2 separate regions of the Homo sapiens genome follow, and region 1 is linked to region 2. Evidence: chromatin contacts called from ENCODE Hi-C data. All regions are on one chromosome and are shown on one strand. The core of a region is the stretch at or near the end of the contact, and the rest is flanking DNA. Distances in the headings are between cores, read along the strand shown.

The links. Hi-C counts contacts between places; a loop is a spot of excess contacts on that map. Pooled maps may share reads with other maps.
Region 1: a map of endothelial cell of umbilical vein shows a loop between it and region 2 (5-fold over the local background). The contact joins the enhancer-like site here to the promoter of ZNF330 in region 2. A Hi-C loop is called at or near these places in 3 of 168 maps with a recorded cell type or tissue (IMR-90, ascending aorta and endothelial cell of umbilical vein) and 6 of 50 pooled maps.

Annotation. Positions count from the first base shown.
Region 1 is chr4:142,089,477-142,093,801 of GRCh38, forward strand. The region is part of intron 23 of INPP4B (inositol polyphosphate-4-phosphatase type II B); the gene reads right to left. Among named protein-coding and RNA genes, the nearest start is that of IL15, 460 kb to the left of the region's middle. Within about 2 kb of position 2,360, at least 10 of the 41 ENCODE cell types and tissues checked have a DNase peak (open chromatin) inside an H3K27ac peak, as active enhancers do; they include ascending aorta and endothelial cell of umbilical vein, where a contact is called at or near this core.
Region 2 is chr4:141,219,568-141,224,312 of GRCh38, forward strand. ZNF330 (zinc finger protein 330) reads left to right here and starts at 1,328. Exons shown (of 10, transcript NM_014487.6): 1 at 1,328-1,541; 2 at 2,799-2,924. The coding sequence starts at 2,805. RefSeq lists enhancers at 1,113-1,619, 1,620-2,124.

The DNA of each region.
Region 1 (4,325 bases), core at 1,110-3,609, 870 kb after region 2:
ACACAGAGAGAGAGAGAGAGAAAGTGATAAATATCTGAGGTGAGGAAGTAGTAATTAGTTTGACTATGGTAATTATTTAATAATGGATATGTATCATACATCATCAAATTGTATGCCTTAGGTATACCTAATCCTTAATTATCAAAAATACCTCAATTTATAAAAAGAAAAAAGCTTACTTTACAAACATCTCACAGCAGTCATACACACACACCCCTCTGTAACAAAAACCTTATGAAATGATATTTACCCTTAGTGTATACATTGCACTCGAAATTTTTGTATTTCATAATTTTTCAAAAATTGTAGTTCCAACACACCACATTTATTTAACATTTCCTAGGATCAACATAAAACATTTGCAAAGCCCTGAGTTAGGGCAACCCCATGTCCAAAGTGACTGGGACTGAAGTGACTTTTTCACAAAGTTCATAGTCAGAGGAGGAGTCAAGGCTAAAACTTTGTCTCTTAACTGCTGTACCAGTAATTTCTCCCAAATCTCTGCTGATGTTTTTACCATTGGTAGTACTAAAACCAGCTCTAGTATTAACACAATAGACCAAATTCTTCAGAACGCTGAGACTCCAGAACAGAGCATGATTTATCAAAATAATTTTGTTTCATTATAGACATGGAAATGTTTTAATAAGCCATTTTAAACAGACTATAAGAATCCTAAATGTAAATCAAGCACCTGGCCATCCTTTCCCCATTCCCACCTCATAAAGAGAGTGTGTTAGAATACACAGGCATGATGTCTCATGGAAATTTCATTTCCTCTCCCATGGTGTGCTTCTTACAAGAAAAGTAATTTTGATTTTTTTTTTAACATTTTTAGGCCACTATTTCTATTTCTATAGTGACAAAACTTGCTTTATTCAGAGCACACCTCTATCAACCCAATACTTGGGTTGCTGCCATTTTTTTTTTTTTCAACCCAATAAAAATTCTGCAGACCACAGAAATTCAGGTCTGGTTCAGGAAAGCAGTATCATTAATAATAGCCAGTTTGTTAATAGGTGAGGTTTCAAGATGTAATGATAGATCCTGATGTATCAACTGAAAATTGTGGTGTACACAGAACGTGAATTGGTTTTAGGCTTAGACTGTGTCTCCTCAAATGTAAATATAGCCAAAGAGTCTTGCTTTTGCTACTCAGTCCTGCATTATTCTAACACAAAATTTAGACAGGGCAGCTGAGTCTCTATGCATATCTCCATAATAGTATTCTTTTTTTTTTCAAATGGAGTTTAAGAAAGTATTCAGAGGTAAAAGTTACAAGAATGTTTATTGCATTATTGTTTATAATTTTAAATAGCAAAAAAGCTTTAATATGTTCATAAAGAGTAAGAATAAACCAATATATTAATGCAAAGTAATATAAGTAAAAAGGATACACAAATGCCATATGTGTCAACATGGATATATCACAAAAACAATATTGAGCAAAAAAGCACAAATTATAGAAAGATTCATACAAAACAACAGCAATAATATAGTCAAATGTGCAAAACTGTACCATATTTTTATGGATACATAAATATAGAGTAAAATGTGTATGAGGATGCAAAACATCAAATTCAGGATATTGATGTTCTCATAGGAGGGGAGGATTAAGGGTGGTAACCTGGAGGGGTACAAAGGGAGCTTTTACCCTATCTGTAAATATTTGTTTCTTACGAAAATTCCAAAGCTGAGCAATGGGTTCCCAAATGTGTGCTATGTATGATTTGTTCTTTTTTGTTTGAAACTTTTATAATTGCTTTTCAAAAACAGCACTGAGCCAAGATTCCAGGAAAGTGATTTCTAATGCCAATTCTACTGCTGCTTTGACGTGTAGTCTTAGGCAAATTGCTTAACCCTCTGTCCCTATTTCCTCAACTGCAAAATAAGGGCAAGAATCCGGTCATGCGTCATTGACCAGTAATGGAAAACAATGAATAAAACTCTTGGCAGAAAAGGCTACATTATTAAATTCTGTGTCACCTCTGAAAAACAGAAGATATTAGTAGCACTTAAAAAAGAGTTCACAGCCTCAGAGGGGAAGCCTACTTTCTCAGGTAAAAGTCAGAATGTATCCAAAGTAAGAAACAGTCTCCTCACACACGTGCAGTCACACACCCCAGTCACAAACATTCACAAACCCCATGACTATTCTCGTACCTCCCCAATGGAACAGAACAATCAAGTTGAGAGTCAGGTTTTAGGGCCTATATCCTCCTTGTTAGGTCAAATAGGTTTCTTCAACAAGAAGAGCTCTGACTTTGACGACCTGAATCACAGGCAGGGTATTAATAAGTAAACAGGAATGGAACCGTGGCCTTTTAGCTCACTGAACTGTGATGCTAATGATGTCAAATAGTTTCATTCTCTTATGGCCAAATAACTGTGTGGCCAGAAACTGTTCCAAGATGAATCAGAAATTATGGCTGCCTTCCCAGTCCCTAATCTACTCACTTCCCACACTAAGTGGCAGATACAAAATTGCCATGGGATGCACCACACTCCCACTCTGACGTCCATTTGTGTGATCCATACCCCTTGAAATCAAGACTAGTTCACGAATAGACATGATCTAAACCAGTTGGCACTAAATTCTCATCTTAGCAACTGTTTTAAGGATATGCAAGTGGCCTGTGCTGTTCCAGCTGAGTGAAGCTCCTGAAGAGGAAAGGAACCTCTTCTTAGCCCTTTGGTTGAGTGTGGGGTTAGCTCATAACAGCCATCTTTTAGCCACAAGACCAGACATAGGATAAAATTAACATAAGAGATAAGAGCAGCCTAATGATAAAATACAAAGGAGATATTGTTTTTTGTTTGCTTTTGTTTTTTGAGACAGAGTCTTACTTTATCACCCAGGCTGGAGTGCAGTGGTGTGACCTCGGCTCACTGCAACCTCTGCCTCCCTGGTTCAAGGGGTTCTCCCGCCTCAGCCTCCCAAGTAGCTGGGATTACAGGCACCCGCCATCATGCCTGGCTAATTTTTGTATTTTTATAGAAATGCGGGTTTCGCCATGTTGGCTGGGCTGGTCTCAAACTCCTGACCTCAGGTGATCCACCCGCCTAGGCCTCCCAAAGTGCTGGGATTACAGGCATGAGCCACCGTGCCCATCCTGAGATATTGTTTTATACTGCTGAGTCACTGAACCAACCCTCTCTTGAAACCTACCTTACTGCTAGAATTTTCAGTGAGGTTTATCAGCAAGTTTTCTTTATTGTTTAAGCTAGTTTGAATTAAGAGTTTTTGTCATTTGCAATCAAAAGCATTCTAAGGTAAGCAAATTGTTATATATGTATATTCAACATTGACCAGCCACAGTACAAATGTGTACTGTTGATTTAGAATGAGGAAAGGACAAGTCAGAGTATTTCTGGAGGGCAGCAAATCTATCACACCTGCAGTGATGGGTTTAAAACATAGTTCTACATTCTTCGACACTTTTTATTGAAAGACGTGGAATGTATGTCTCCTCAGGTTGAATCTGGGTGGGCTTCTGACTATCTTTTGACTAATGAAGTATGACAGAAGTAATGATCTGTGGCTTCTGAGGCCAGGTCTGAATTGATTATGCCTCTCCTGCCTGATAATTCTCTTGGAACTTGCCGACTGTATTCCTCATTTTGAGATGCTCCCTATAAGAACCCAGCCATTATGCTGGAAGAAGCCCAAGCCACATGGAAGGTCTTGTTTAGGTGCTTAAGTCAACAGTCACAGCTGAGCCCAGCCTTTGAGTGAGGTTATCCCAGGTGCCAGAATGTGAGTACAGAAACCTCCAGATGCCTCCAGTTCTCAGCCCCCAGGTATTCTTCCTTTCATCTGAAGGTCATGGACATCATGGAGCAGAGAGAAACCATCCCCAGTTTCCCTTTCTGATACCTAACCCACAGAATCTGTGAGCATAAACAAAATGATTCTGATTTTATAACAGTAAACTTGAGGTAGCTTGTTATCTGGCAATAAGCAACCAGAACAGAACAGCTACAATAAAAACAGTTTAAAGAGCTTGTACTTCTAAGTATGAAAAAGTTAACATGATGAACACTGCTTTCACTGCCTACTCTGGTGAGTACTATAGTCTGTAACATCAAGTCTCTTCTACAATTAATTCTAAAATAATTATAGTTAACTGTACTAGCAAGCAGACAAATGCAATTAGGTAAAAGCCATTGAGATATCTTAAAACTGAAAATTATGTTGTTTTAGATACTGTAAAATCTTGAAAAATAAGAACAGACAAAACTCCACCAAAACCAGCTTTATTTAAATTGCATTTCCAATTTTCAATTTATGAAGAAGGCAATACAAAAAAATCAAATGTCAAGAT
Region 2 (4,745 bases), core at 78-2,577:
TTGGCAGCGTTCATCCAGTGACTAAATGTCATAGGTGTATAAAGGTCCAGCCCAGTTCCCCTAACTCAAGACAACTCTGAAGGGATATCCCAGATTCAAAACGAGGCCTTCACTGAGACGTCACTGCAGGTCAACTCTTCCCTCTGCTCAATCCTGCTTCCATTTCTCCTGCAGATGTTGTTCCCCAAAGCATTCCCTAACATACTCATTATACTCTTCTCTGACTCAGAGTATGCTTCCTGGGGAAGCCAACCTAAAACAGTTGGTGTCAGGAGTGGTTCAAGTTAGGCTAAGATGGGATTTATGATTCGAATCACAGGCCATGTGACTATCAATGAGGACCCCCTCGGTGGTAGGTGTAGGACACACAGACCTCGGCACAAGGTAACAGTGCAATAGTTACAACTTTCATCAGTAATGAAACTGGGGTGGTATTCTAACGTAACTGGGGTGGTATTCTAATTTATATACGAGTAGGTAAAATGTATCAGGCATTTGAGAACTATGAGGGAAATAGTAACCTTAATGACAGTGGCATTGACTGTTATTGCTAAGTAAAATTGATTCTTTGAAAATAGCAAAAGGCTGAGATGGTTAATTGGCTATCAAAATCTAAGAGTAAATTCCAGAAGGCCTCTTTGGTCCAAATAAAGAGGCTTTTATCTCCTGCAGGGGGAGGGCAGGAAAAGCACAGGAATAGGCCTGGTACTGAATCCTAAGTGCGGCAGAGCTCCGAAAGAGATTAGGAAACCCAGCTTGGTCGGCTATGCAAAGGTGGAGGTGCTTGATCGGAAGGAGATTCTGATGCAGGGGGAGGATCATCAGGTTTCAGTTAAAAGCAGGCAGATTACACATTAGAGGTAGAGAATGTGGGATGATTTGTTCACAAAGGAATGGAATCCAGAGGGCATAACAGAAATAAGAGACAGGGGAGGCTGGTACGGAAGTTCATCAGGCAACTGAAGGCACAGTTTGCGCAGCAACCAAGAAAAGGTGGGATGTGAGGCACGCAAGATGTAGAGGTGGGGAAAGGTTTCCAACAGAATTCAACATGAATTTGCTGTTTGAGTCAATTGATCCAGTACCAAGTCTGTGAGTTCATTTTCCTCTTCCTTTTAGATTTCTCCTTTTTCTAAAAAAGTAAAACTGAGGGGGCCTTCCCCTGCTTTCCCTCCTTCTGCTTCCCTATTTTCCCTCGCATTCCCTTCCTTTTCTGCAGATCCTCTGCTTAGGAATGGGGCATTGGCCCCCGCAGGAGTGGGCGGGGAAGGGGCGGAGCGAACAGAGGTGGGCGGCTCCCGTCCTATGACGTCAGCCGTAAGGCGCTGCTGTCGTAAAAGGACGTCCGGTCCGTCTCCTAGTGTCCGGAATCGGCTGTCAGCCTCCCTGGCTGTTAGTACCTTCTTTCCCGGAGTCCTGGTCCACGAGTTGGATTTACTGCTGTCGCGGGTGGGCCTCACGCCATTCCCTGTCCCTCGGCCCCCTGAGTGAGTCCGGTCTCCCGGCGAAAGTGAGCGAGGTTTGCCCGGAGCGCGCACGAGGTAGGGTGTCCCGCGGGCGGGTGACGGTTGCGGGTCCCCGTTGCGGGTCCCCGAGCCGCCTGGCACCTCCGCCGCTTCTCCCCTGGACGCCCCTCCGCCCCACTGGGTCCTCCAGCTCCAGGCTGGACTCCTAAAGCCGCAGTGCCCCGTGCCTGTTTCCTCATTTGGTGACACACGCAGTGCATGCAAGAAGTTGGAGTGTTACCGGAAAAGGGCTTGAACCCGTATAAGGCTGAGAAGAAGATTCACTCTTTTGAGCGTGCAGAACAAACTGGAGGGAAAAAAAAATGAGATTTAACTTTATCAGAGGATTCAGAGGATATCTCTGAGGACGCAGAAAGTTAATCCGCATGATCACCTCGTGATTATTTTCTGAGGTTCTTTGGCCAGGGCAGCACGCCCTCTAGATTTTGTCATTTTACATATTGGAATGGTGCCTTAGTGGTCTGGGCGTTACGTTACCGAAATAACCACCTATTAAATCTGGCTATTTTTCAGTTGCTACCGTACTGCTTACCACCTGTTTTGTTTTTTTTTTAATTGAGCATTCAGTTCAGAAAACTTCAGTTTAGAAAAATCTTGTATTTCAACTAAATGATGAAAATTAAACATACTCTTAAACGTAAATTTGAACCCCGTTAAAATTACATGCTCACTGCGTGTAGAGGGAAGAGCATTTGTTAAAGTCAGAGCAACTAATACCTTAAATATCTTCAGAATGTTTTGACTTTGTAGTTAATAAATAGTGTTATTTGTTGACTGTTAGATGTTTTGTTTACATATTACATAGGAAAAATTAAACTTGTTATACTTAAGGTGTTGGCAGCGTCAGGTCATCTGAATATATAGCTCAAAAAAGTGATATAAACTGGCTAAATAATGCTCTTATTAATGATTTTTTTGTTTTTGCTAATGATACATGATTCATTTGTTTTAATGAGGTGCAGAATACTTTATCATTGGAGAAACTTTTTTCTTAGTGGGAAAAGAAGACTAGTTTGTCTTTTAGGGTAAATTTTTTTGACGTTTACATTTTTAGAATCGTTAGTGCCAATAAATGCGTTAAGGATCACCCGCTTCATTTGGAATAATATGTGCTTAACGTTTCATAAGGCTTAGAATGTGCTTAACTATCGAAAGGATAGAGTTTAACATTTAACAAGAAAAAGGACACTTTGTTATACTATTTCTTAGTTTATTAAAATAGTAAATGCAGTCAGTCAATTATATCTTTTCTGTTCTCTTGTGTCAAAATAGGGGAAAATGCCTAAAAAAAAGACTGGTGCGAGGAAGAAGGCTGAGAACCGCCGAGAACGTGAAAAACAACTAAGAGCATCAAGAAGCACTATAGATTTAGCTAAACATCCATGTAATGCCTCAATGGTATCAGCTTTTTTTGATATCAGTTGGTAGTTGGAAAAACTATATACTATTTTATCTGACGTATACCTGAATAAAATTTTAGTGAAGACAGTGTTTTTGCATATAGTTTGTTGCTGAATTTAGTATCTCTGGCACGTCTGTTGATTTCACTGAGTGGCAGTGATTGTTGTTGGATTTTATATTATTATAAAACCTAGCATATTACTTTACATACTGTTGGTGATAAAGGTAGATATTGGACAAGAATAGATAATAGAAACTTTCATCTTCCAGTTTCTTTAATGCCTTAGTCTTATTGGGTTTTCATCATATTTTCTTAGCAATTCTTTCATTTCTCTTTTCTGAACTTCCTACTTAACATCTGTTGGCTTCCCATTCTATTACCTTATCTACCTGTGCTAAGTGGGTTAGTCCTGATAATTTCTGGGCTGCTTTGAATGGTGGCTGCTTTTGAAATATGCTTTTTGAAATATGCGAAAAAGCAAACAATTAGGTCATCATTACCTCTTTCATTGACTGTAGAGTTATTCCGGTTCTCTCTATTTCCACTCCTTTCTTTGTTTTTCTTTTCCCACTGTTCCTATTTTTTCCTTCTCCTTTTGTCAAACATACATGAATTGTTTAATGTAGCTTAGTTTAGCAAACGTTTATTGTGCATCTACTCTGTGCCAGGTATTATTTCAGACACTGTGGGTAGTGATACATAGATGAATTACATGGTCTCTATTTCCAGAAGTTTATAGCTCAGTTATGTTGTATATTAGGATTTGTTTGTTTATAAATGACAGAAATCTAACTTAAATTAATCTTAGGGAAAAATAGTTTATTGAATGGATAATGGAATAACTCATATTGCTGGGAAGGGGAAGGATATACCTGGGACTCGGGGACAATTGGAACCTGGAACAACTTGTAGTTCTATCTTTTGCTTTTGTTTCTTATTCCTTATTAGTTCCATTTTTTCATATTGTCTTACTCCATTTGTTGGGTTTCATAGTTACAGGTAGCTTGCATGTCTCACATCACATATTGTGCCTCAGAGAAGGAAAGAACTCTGAAAGGCTGGACTTCACCCAGTGCCTGTCCCAGGGCTAACATTTATTGGGGTTGGTTGGGTGAGGACAGATTACATAGCGCAGATGTGACAGTGAGGCTGTCTTCTGTGTTTAAGAGTCCTTTCCAGAGAAGAGAGGTTCTGAATGACTGGCATGCCTAAATATATATAATGACAGCTAGATTTTGGAAGTGCTTCAATAAAGGTACAATGTATTTATTAGGACTAAGAGGTGATAAAGTTGGCTGTGTGTGGAAGGGGTACACTTCACAGAAGAGGTGGGATTTTCACCAGAACTTTCAACAGGTAGGAGGCACTTTTCAGGGAAAAGTGTTCGAATAAGTAAAGACATGGAGAAGAGAGAATATAAGACATATTTGGAGAATGGCTGACCATTAGTGACTTGAGTCTAAAAAGAATAGGCCAAGAAGGTTTGGAAAGTGATTAGGGGCCAGATTGTGGAGAGCTTTTAAAACCATGTTTAGGAATCTGGATTTTCTGTGAACTTTATTATTTTGTATTCTCTTTGGAACGGTGCCTTAGATAAATGCATTATTTTAAGGGTCACCCACTTCATTTGGAATAATATGTGCTTAACGTTTCATAAGGCTTAGAATGTACTTAACTATCAAAAGGATAGTTCTTGTGTTCATTCTGTGGTATTTTATTCCTTACAAACAATTGAAAAAGAAACTACCAATGTATTTAGCCTCCTTTGTGATAATGCCACTTCTTCAGGGAATCATATACCCGGAGTATCACTCTCG